Linked DNA regions of Homo sapiens: region 1 is linked to region 2. A link is an interaction called in ENCODE POLR2A ChIA-PET data of the cell type or tissue named here. Cell type or tissue: PC-3. All regions are shown on one strand. Each heading gives the region's core, and the rest is flanking DNA. Links, peaks and the distances in the headings are about the cores only. Region 1 holds the start of HMX2 (H6 family homeobox 2). Region 2 has its middle 14 kb from the start of OAT.

Region 1 (5,370 bases), core at 250-5,249, 1.3 Mb after region 2:
CTCCGAGCTGCTCAGGTAGCGCTTCATGTCGAAGGTGGACTCGAGCTGGTACACCTGGCTGCGCGAAAAGACGGTGCGCGTCTTCTTCTTGGCCGCGCCGGCCTGCCGCTCAGCGCCGCCGTCCCGCGGCCGCTCGGACCCCGGCGAGGGCGAGCCCGCGGGCAGGAGCCTCTCTTTCTCTTCTTTAAAGTCCGAGTGCGAAGGAGAGAGGAAAGGCGTGCGCTCCAAGCCGCCCGGGCCCGAGCCTCCGCTGCCCTTGGGGGTACCTGAGGAGCGAGAACAGACAGAAAGGCCATGGAGTTGGTTGGGGAGCCTCGGAGACCGCCAGCTCTCCCTGGGACCAAGCGGTTGGCAAGCGCCTGCAGCCTTGGTCCCACCTTACCAATCCCCTCCTCTTATCCCTCTCACTGGCCCCCCAAACCCAGCACCCCGTCCTTTAAAAGCGACAAGAGAGGGACCCAGCTACTTGGAGTATGGGGTCTCTGTGCTCCCACCTTTATGAATGGGCCAGGGGCAACAGGGAGAGGAGGTCTGGAGGGGGAAACATTAGCATGGTTTTAAAAGGCGAATTTGCTTGGTGGTAATTGAGCTGGAAGAGTTCCTCGAGCTTTATAGGGTGGCATCATTTCACAGGCCGTTTGTTTGGAAATCACGCTAAGGACTAACGCAGGACTCCCCTTCGTCAAATGTTGTAAAGAGGAACCGTCTCTGAAATGCACCATTGTCAATCATCTTGGAGTGCTAATCATTCCAAGGAGGAGAGAGAGAGAAAGGCAGAGATACGGAGCGAGTGAGGAAGAAGACTCAGAAAGAGATTACGGTGGAGACAGACTGCCCAGACCCGACTTGCAGATCTCCACCTCGTGTCCGGAAAGAAAGTACCAGATGTGCAGTGATTGAGGACAGCCGGGTGTAAGGCCGGCCGCGTGTCCCTCTCGCTGTGGTCCACTCTCTCAACAACTCAACCTTCCCCAGGAAGCCCAAGCCGGCACGGGTCTGTGTTCGCCTGCTCCCAGGGGCCCACCGGGCGGAGGAGGCACCACAGTGCGCGCCCCTCTCCCCGCGGTCCCGAACCCCCGGCTGCCGCAGCTCTGGCCAGAGGGGGCCCGGCGCGGGAGTCTTGGCGGGGCGCTCAGCCTCCCTCCCCTCGCGCTCGCTCGCTGCCACACTGGCGACGTGCGATCCTTACCCAGGCAAGGAAAAGGGATGGGGGGATGGTGCTTGGGGCCCTGCTCCTTAGGGCCGTGCTGGTCTGGGCAGAAGCAGGCGGGCGCCTTCCAGCCGTCGTCCGGCTCCTCCTCCTCCGAGGACACGGACAGGCTGCGCTTCCTGGCTGGCCAGCCGACGGGCTCCCGCGGTGCCTCCGAGGGGCCCCCGCCCAGGATGGACTGGATGGTGAAGCTGGAGACGCCACCGGCCGCCGGACACCCCTTGCCCGCATCTTCTTTGCTGCCCATCCTGGGTTCATAAGAAATCGAAGGAAACCAAGAACTCCCTTTAGAGACGATCTGGGTGATCTGGGTGGAAGGTGGTGCAGCAGGCAGGCAGTGGGGAGGGGCGGGGAGGAAATCTAGGGGGAGGGGGCGCCGAGGCTGGTGAGGCGTCCCTTCCGCGCCAGGGACATGCAGGCACCGGATGGCTGCGCAGGGGTTCCTGCCCGCCTGGCTCTGGGTGCGCCCGCCCAGCCCCGGTGCAAATGCCCCTTCCTCGCCCGCCAACTCGCCGGGTCTCCGGCGGCGCGGAGGCGGCGCGGCCTCATTTGCATAGAGGTTACCCGAACGCGGCCAATCGCAGCGCCGCCGAGCGGCCCCGGAAAATTTCAAAACGCTCCGGCCAGGCACACAGCACCGGTGCGCCCCCAGAGCGCGCCGAGGGCCTGGCGGGCATCAGCGGCGTCTAACCAGGGGCAGCCAGGGCTGAAAGCAGCTGCAGATTCTAGCCCGGGTTCCTGGCGGCTGCGGCAACTCCGACTCCTTGGACCCCTTGGACCCTTCTCTCCAGAGGCAGGGGCGGTGCGGGACTCGGAGCTGGAGTGGCTCGACGCCTCCGCAGGCGACGGGTCTCCGCGCCTCCCAGGGGCTTGTACAGGCTGCTCCACCATCCTCCCCCAGCCCTCCACCCCTTCTAGCCCCAGTGGGCGGGCAAAGCCGGCACTCCTGGGACCGTGGCGCCCTGCGTGGGGGTGAGGTGGGTTAGGAGCAGGCGTCTCCAGGCGGACGCTCATCCTCTCCAGCATGGCCAGGAGCCTTGGGAGCAGACATTCCCCTTCCCCGTCTGCAGACCTCATCCCTGTCACAGGTTCTACGGACCTACAGAATCTTTAGGGGGAGGGAGGAAGCCCTAAGACCTCTAGTCAAGAGATCTGGGTTCAAATTCCGGCACAACTATTTACACACTGCATGAACTTGCACAACTCATGCCGATTAAAGCCTCTCTGCCCTCATAGTTGAAAATAACTTCTCGGATTGCCTCAGGTAGGGATTAAAAGCCTCGAAGCACTAGCAGCGCATAGTAGGTACTCCATAAACCTGGCCGGGTAGCCCATGGCCCACCCGTGTTTTAAGCGAATCTGTGTTTTTGTTTTGTAAATTTTGAAGGTTTCCGAACTGCTGCAGAAATAGACGCCTTACTCCCAGGAAGAAGATAAGGAACTGGTGACAGGACTCGGTTTTAGAATTGAGCAGACTCGACTCAATTCTCGGCTGGGTGATCTTGGGGGAAGACATTTGGAAATTCTGAGGCTCGGTTTCTTTATTCCTAAAATTGGAGGAAGCAGTGCCTCCCTCGCAGAGGCTGTTGTGAGGTCAAACTACCCAGCACCGAGCCTGGCACACCGTGGTGCTCAGTAAATAGTGATTCCCTCTGTGTTCTCATAGCCCCCTTCTGTGCCCTGGCTCTCGCCCCTTTAATTCCTAGATCAGCTGTTACCCGAGCTAGAATTAGCCCAGCCAAGCAAAGCGGTTTGGGGCCACAGTCGTCTGCACAAGCTTCCTGGAAACTGAAGTGAGGCAAGGCCCGAAGTGCTCAGGCAACCCCGTCCCCTCAAGCTGTGACCTCTAGACCTCTTGGCCAAGAGATTCCAGAAGCCCTGTCTTTAGGGTGCCCCCCAAGTGCAGCCAAGGGTGAGTGGAGACTCTGGAATCAGTCCCCACAAATGTCCAGACACTGCATGACTGTGCAGTTCCTTCCTCGCCTGCACCGCGCCCGGGTTATTAAGTAAAGCGCTTATAATATCATTAGCCGCGGTGAGTTACCGACTGCGGCCCTGCCCGTGGCAGAACTCTTCCCTACTTAACTCCTCGAGGGGCTCGTTAATGGGCTAATTGATTAGGAGTCGGCCGCGCAGCCGGGGCAGGGGCAGGCGAGGGGGCGGGGGCCAGGGGGTGCGCGCAGCGGCCCGGGAGGCCAGCGAGGGGCAGGTGCCGGCCTCCGTCACCGCATTAACCTCTTCAGGGCTCAGCGGCAGGGTCGAGACACATTACAAATGGTCAGCTTTAATCATGGTGTCAGCTCATTAACCCGGAAGGACCTGGCGCTGAAATACAATTTGTGCGTTCTCCTCTGCGCCGCGGCGGCGCAGGCTCCTGGGCCACGTCGCAGCGGGTCCCGCGTGCTCCCGCGCTGTTGGGGGGTACGCGGGAGGTTCAGCGAAAGAATCGTCGGATTCTCACTAACCATCCGCTTCTCGCAGACATCCTGAGCTAGGCGCTGCCTCCGGAGCCAGGGTCAAGGCAGCCCCGAGGGGAACTGGCCAGCTAACTCGGGGAGCAGTGCCAGCCACCCCGCTGGGGAAGAAAGCTGGGGGCAGGCAGGGAAAGTTGGTCGAACCTTCCTGAACTGTAAATATGTCGTGCGGGGAACATGCTGGAAGCTCCCCAGCATTCTTCGCTTTAATCCTGATGGCAAACAAGTGACACAGATCTATTCACTCAATGTACAGGCCGGGAAACTGAGGCTCAAGAAAACAAGAGACTAGCCCAGGCAGACAAAGCAAGACTCGTGCTCAAGGTTGTTCCACTGCCAATACATCACATTTGGGAGGAGGGAGAGAGGAGCAGACACAGGCATTGAGCTTGGAGGATGGCTGCGGGGAAGACTGTGAGGATCCTGCTGACTCGGGATGGCGGGGGCGGGTATATGGGTGGGGCAAGAGCCCAAGGAGTGATCTCTGTCAGATCAGGGGACCTCGAAGTGGGCCTCGGAAAAGCAACTCCCAGGCCCTGAAACAGTGAGAGACTGGGGAGTCGACCCTTGCAAGAAGCCTGGCTTGCGGACTCTAAACAAGGAAGTTATGAAGCCTTGCGTCCCTATCTCTCCTTCCCCTAGGGATAGTTTGGGAAGTCAAAAAGATCCATCTTGCCTTGTATTTCCTCTGTCCCGTCCCTCTAATCGCTTCGAGGGTCTGATCTTCACCGAGGCACTTCCTCTGCTGCCACACCCGGCAAAGGACGCATTAATTCGCATGAAGGCACTTGCATAAACGCCTGCGCACACTCACACATTCATTCAGCAAACGTTCACTGAGCTCCTACTAGTGCGTGCACTTTACCAGGGAAGAGATGGTGGTGGGCACGGGGCTGGGGCAAGGAAGGCTGTGGTGGAGACCCAGCTCTGCAGCCTGACTGACTGCAGTTCCCCTGAGCTCCCCTCGATTGATAGCCCGAGGGACCTCCCGCCCCTCCAGCACCTATAGCCGTCACACCGCAAGGACGGGAGGGACAAGAAACAACCTTCCTTGCCGCCCCTTTCTAGCATATGGGGATCTTCACCGGGAGCACGGAGGCCCAGACGCCCTCTCCTGGGCCCAGTGTAGCTACAAAACTCACTCCCAGGAACACTCAGTTCCTGGAACCACCACCCACAGACACCTCATGTCTCTCCCCTAACGAGTGGCAATCCTTCAACTCAGTACTATCCCACACCCCGCCCACCTCCCTAGCCTTGGGATAGCTCCGCCCAATCCTACTCAGTTTAATACCCACACCTTGGAGGATGGCCCCTCTGCATCTTTGGGATCGACCCCCTGTCTCCCTCTCCTAGGAATTAGGCATAACCAGGTTCCAAGGAATGATAAACTTTCTGAGCCTGAAAGAACGCTTAAAGTTTAGGTCCCGAGATTATGCCACTGCTCAATATTAAAGCGGCCCAGAGCAAACTTGCCGAGGATCCTAATAAAAATTGATCCTCTCTGCTCTGCGGCAGTTGGGAAATAGGCTGGCTGAGCCGGGTAATAGAAGAAGGCTCCCTCCGAAATGACAGATGAAGTCATAAACAAGTTTGATCTTGGAATCAAGCTTCGATAAATATTAAACACAGTCTGCCCCCCCGCCCCCACGCGAGTGGATTATGATATATGGCGCGTCCAAACTT
Region 2 (5,370 bases), core at 57-5,056:
CATTGCACTCCAGCCTGGGCAACAGAGCAAGACTCCATCTCAAAAAAAAAAAAAAAAGTAAACAGCCACATAACCCCTCTTGGTTTGCTGTGTCAGGCACTGTGCTAGGCCCTGGGGGTGCAATGGTGAGCAAGAAGGCCTGATCCCTGCCCTCCATTCCTGCCATGTATCTAATCCAGTGGCCTTTCAGCTTAAAACAATTGTTCTAAATTGATGCATAATAATTGTAAATCTACATGGTACATGTGATTTAAAAAAAAGGAAATCAAAATAAATATATGATCTAAAGTTTCCATCCTCTCTTCTTTTGCACATTTATTGGGCACCAACTGTGTGCCAGGTGCTACCCTGGGCTCTGGGAGTACAGCAGAAGACCCTGGCTTGGTATTGGCGAGGGGAGCTCAGGTAGATGGAGGTCACAGACAGGTGGTGGTTGGTACAGTGAAGTGCAGAAAATTCCATGGCTTTCTTGTCAGCTGTTTCTGTACAAAGAAACCCTGCCCTTTGCACTGACGTCATTTGGGATTCAGGCTGGAAAGAAAGAACCCTGTGTTACTAATTCCTCCTTTGCCATGCTTGTTCTATACAGATCTGGTGTGTATTTTAGAAAAGTTTTTCCAGGGGCCCAGCTTGGTGGCTCACGCCTGTAAGTCCTGCATTTTAGGAGGCCGAGACTGGGAGTTGGGGGGTGGGGCATCGCTTGAGGCCAGGAGTTTGAGACCAGCCTGGGCAACATGGTGAAACCCCATCTCTATAAAGAATAAAAAATGTAATTTTTTAAAAAGAAAAGTCCTCCCAGACACTTATACCTCCCAGAGTATAAACAGTGGTAAAACATTACTCATAAATAAGTCAATAATATTACCAAGGCAAGTTCAAAGTACCAGAGTTACTTGTTTTTTTTTTTTTTAGTTGAACCATAACTGGTTCTTTTCACTTATAAAGCCATGAGCTTCCATCATGGTTTTCTAAAATAAGCTGAATTATAACCACCTTAACTGTGTTTTGGCAGTCTCTATATCTCTGTCTTCCAAGTGGCAAGATTCCATGTGCTTATGGAGAACAAACCCATGTAAAAGGATCCACAGCTGATTTTGAATTTCTCTTTCTTTCGTTTTTTTTTTTTTTTTTTTTTTTTTTTTTTGAGACAAAGTCTCACTTTGTTGCCCAGGCTAGAGTTCAGTGGCACAATCTCGGGTCACTGCAACCTCTGCCTCCTGGGTTCAAGTGATTCTCCTGCCTCAGCCTCAGAAGTAGCTGGGATTACAGGCATGCACCACCACACCCGTCTAATTTTTGTATTTTTAGTAGAAATGGGGTTTCACCATGTTGACCAGGCTGGTCTTGAACTCCTGACCTCAGGTGATCCACCCACCTCGGCCTCCCAAAGTGCTGGGATTACAGGCATGAGCCACTGCGCCCGGTCTTTTATTTATTTATTGAGACAGGGTCTCGCTCTGTTACCCAGGCTGGAGTGCAGTGGCGCAATCTCAGCTCACTGCAACCTCCACCTCCCAGGTTCAAGCGATTCGCTTGCCTCAGCCTCCCGAGTAGCTGGGACTACAGTGCACACCACCATGTCCAGCTAATTTTTGTATTTTTAGTAGAGATGGGCTTTTGCTATGTTGGCCAGGCTGGTCTCGAACTCCTGACCTCAGGTGATCCACCCACCTTGGCCTTCCAACGTGCTGGGATTACAGGCATGAGCCACTGCACCTGGCCTCGAATTTCTCTTTCAACTCTGAAAGATGAAAATACTTGGCTGGGCGTGGTGGCTCATGCTTGTAATCCCAGCACTTTGGGAGGGCAAGGCGAGTGGATCACGAGGTCAGGAGTTCGAGACCAGCCTGGCCAAGATGGTGAAACCCCCATCTCCACTAAAAATGCAAAAATTAGCTGGGCGCAGTGGTGGGCGCCTGTAATCCCAGCTACTTAGGAGCCTGAGGCAGGAGAATCACTTGAACCCGGGAGGCGGAGGGGTTGCAGTGAGCCAAGACTGTGCCACTGCACTCTAGCCTGGGCAACATGAGCGAGACTCCATCTCAAAAAAAAAAAAAAAAAGAAAATACTATGTTTGGATAACTCCCTGGCAGGACAGATATGGGATGTTTTGCCTTATCCTTGTCTTTAGAAGCTGAAATATTTAGCAACCACACCTGCACAAGCAAGCTGGCTCTTGATGCGGGTACTTATTTTCAAGGCTGTAAATAGACACATAACCCCTCTTGGCACTGTGCTAGGCCCTGGGGGTGCAATGGTAAGCAAGAAAGCATGGTCCCTGCCCTCCATTCCTGCCATGTATCTAGTCCAGTGGCCTTTCAGCTTAAAATAATTGTTCTAAATTGATGCATAATAATTGTACATATTTACATGGTACATGTGATGTTTTGATACATGCATACGACATGTAATGATCAAATCAGGGTATTTAGGATATCCAGCACCTCAAACATTTATTATTTCTTTGTACTGGAAACATTTCACATCTTTTCTTCTAGCTATTTTGCACTGTACAATAGATCGTTGTCAACTATAGTCACCCTACTGTGCTATCAAATACTAGAACTTATTCCTTCTGTCTAACTATATTTATGTGGGGTCTTTTTGTGTGTTTTTTGTTTTTGTTTTTCTTTAAGACAGGGTCTCCCTCTGTTACCCAGGCTGGAATGCAGTGGCATCATCACAATCACAGCTCGCTGCAGCCTCGACCTCCCAGGCTCAAGCGATCCTCCCGCCTCAGCCTCCTGAGTAGCTGGGACTACAGGCACACACCACTATGCCCAGCTAATTTTTTGTATTTTTTTTTTTAGAGACGGGGTTTCACCATGTTGCCCAGGCTGGTCTTGAACCCCTGGGCTGAAGCCATCCTCTCACCTTGGCCTCCCAAATTGCTGGAATTACAGGAGTGAGCCGCTGTGCTCAGCCACTAACTGAATTTTTGTACCCATTCACCAAACCTCTCTTCACCCCTCCCCACCCTTCCCAGCATCTCGTCACTACCATTTGACTGTCTACCTCCGTGAGATCAGCTTTTTAAACTCCTACGAGTGAAAATAGGTGATATTTGTCTTTCTGTGTCTGGCTTATTTCATTTAACATAATGACCTCCAATTCCAAAACCATGTTGCTACAAAGGACAGAATTTCATTTCTTTTTATGGCTGAAGAGAATCCTATCATGTATACATGTACCACATTTTCCTCATCTGTTCATCCATTGAGGGGTACTTAGGTTGAGTCCATATCAGCTTTTTTTTTTTTTAATTCTTTTCTTTTTTTGAGACAGAGTCTCTCTCTATTGGCAGGCTGGAGTGCAGTGGCACAATCTCGGCTCACTGCAACCTCTACCTCCCGGATTCAAGCAATTCTCTTGCCTCAGCCTCCCGAGTAGCTGGGACTACAGGTGTGTGCCACCACGCCCAGCTAATTTTTGTATTTTCAGTAGAGACGGGGTTTCACCATGTTGTCCAGGATGGTCTTGATCTCTTGACCTTGTGATCCATCCGCCGCGGCCTCCCAAACTGCTGGGATTACAGGGGTGAGCCACCGCGCCTGGCCTTTTTTTTTTTTTGAAATGACGTCTCACTCTGTCACCCAGGCTAGAGTGGCACAGTCTCGGCTCACTGCAACCTCCACCTCCTGGGTTCCAGTGATTCTTCTGCCTCAGTCAGCCGAGTAGCTGGAACTGCAGGTGTGCACCACCATACCTGGCTGATTTTTGTATTTTTAGTAGAGACAGGGTTTCACCGCGTTGGCCAGGCTGGTCTTGGAACTCCTGACCTCAGGTGATCCACCCACCTCGGCATCCCAAAGTGCTGGGATTACAGGTGTGAGCCACCGCACCTGGCCCATATCAGCTTTTTTGATCTCATACCATTCAGAATAAGAAAGTAGTGACCCTGCATCATCCCCAATATATGTATTTATCTAAACTATGTGTATATGTTTACATATGCTACAATGCTAACAGATGATCTACATCGCAAAGTAAAATGTACATTTAAAATGATAAGATTTGCTGGGTGTGGTGGCTCATGCCTGTAATCCCTGCACTTTGGGAGGCCAAGACGGGTGGATCACTTGAGGTCAGGTGTTTGAAACCAGCCTGGCCAACATGGTCAAACCCCTTCTCTACTGAAACTGCAAAAATTAGCCAGGTGTGGCAGTGCACGCCTGTAATCCCAGCTACTTGGGAGGCTGAGGCAGGAGAATCTCTTGAACCCAGGAGGTGGAGGTTGCAGTGAGCAGAGATCACACCACTGCACTCCAGCCTGGGTGACACAGCGAGAATCTATCTCAAAAAACTAATAATTAAAATTTAAAAAGGGACAAGATTATAAAACATAAATAGATTTTCTAAACTTTTCTTTCTGCTCATTCATATTTTATCTTATCCCCGCTCCCCATGTTTTGGAGATTGGATCCCAGCAGACAGACTGATTCCTGATGCTTTGCTTTTCTGCTGGGGGATTCCGGGCCTTTTGCAGGTGAGATGTCACCATGTCCTTTAGCACCTATGACATTTTGTACTGTGCCATTGCCATTTATTTCATCTGGGAGAGGCGCTCTCTCCCTTTCTCACTCCCTCTCTCTCTAACAACTCATCGACGTTTGGCGAATCTTGTATCTCTCACACCCCAACATGTTGATGTTGAAAACGTTGCTGTTAAATGACTGAAATAGGTTTTTCCTTTTTCGTTAGCTTAATTATATTTTATTTTTGGATGTTTAGGCATAGTTCTATTTTTCCATAACTTTTTTGGAGGTGTGAATAACAAGCCTTTCTGGATGTGAAATGATTTGAAAGGAAAATCTCACATTAATAAAAAAGCTTTGCTGAATGTGATGGCGCACGCCTGTAGTCCCAGCTACTTGGGAGACCGAGGTGGGAAGATTGCTTGAGCCTAGGAGTTCGAGTCCAGCCTGGGCAACGTAAAATTTTAAAATAACAATAATAATAAAGAAGTTGTTTGTAGCTTTGGAAACATTCATTTTTATTTGTTATTTTATTTTATTTTATTTATTTTTTGAGAGGGAGTCTCCAGGCTGGAGTGCAGTGGTGCGATCTCGGCTCACTGCAGCTTCTGCCTCCCAGGTTCATATGGTTCATGTACCTCAGCTTCCCAAGTAGCTGGGATTATAGGCGCCCGCCACCACGCCCGGCTAATTTTTGTACTTTTAGTAGAGATGGAGTTTCACCGTCTTGGCCAGGCTGCTCTCGAACTCTTGACCTCGAGTGATCTGCCTGCCTCAGCCTCCAAAAGTGCTGGGATTACAAGCTTGAGATACTGCACCCGGTGTGATTTTTACTTGTAATTTTAAACATGTTTTGCATAGCCATGAGAAGTATTTTTTGGCTGGGCTTGGTGGC

The links. ChIA-PET counts read pairs that join two places held together with the same protein. Peaks named below come from ENCODE experiments on the same cell type or tissue, not always from the same donor. Only the 100,000 strongest peaks of a DNase experiment are listed, where the experiment ranks them.
Region 1: POLR2A ChIA-PET joins it to region 2 with 9 read pairs; 1 of 35 experiments calls an interaction of 5 or more read pairs at or near these places.

What each region holds. Positions count from the first base shown.
Region 1 is chr10:123,144,466-123,149,835 of GRCh38, reverse strand. HMX2 (H6 family homeobox 2) reads right to left here and starts at 1,700. Exons shown (of 2, transcript NM_005519.2): 1 at 1,190-1,700; 2 at 1-266. The coding sequence starts at 1,457. RefSeq lists silencers at 991-1,120, 1,511-1,830. In PC-3, for the core only: a CTCF peak has its summit at 4,769 (motif pointing left); no DNase peak of the experiment used is centred there; H3K4me3 peaks cover 1,103 bases.
Region 2 is chr10:124,430,495-124,435,864 of GRCh38, reverse strand. No RefSeq gene overlaps it. Among named protein-coding and RNA genes, the nearest start is that of OAT, 14 kb to the right of the region's middle. In PC-3, for the core only: no CTCF peak of the experiment used is centred there; no DNase peak of the experiment used is centred there; H3K27ac peaks cover 612 bases.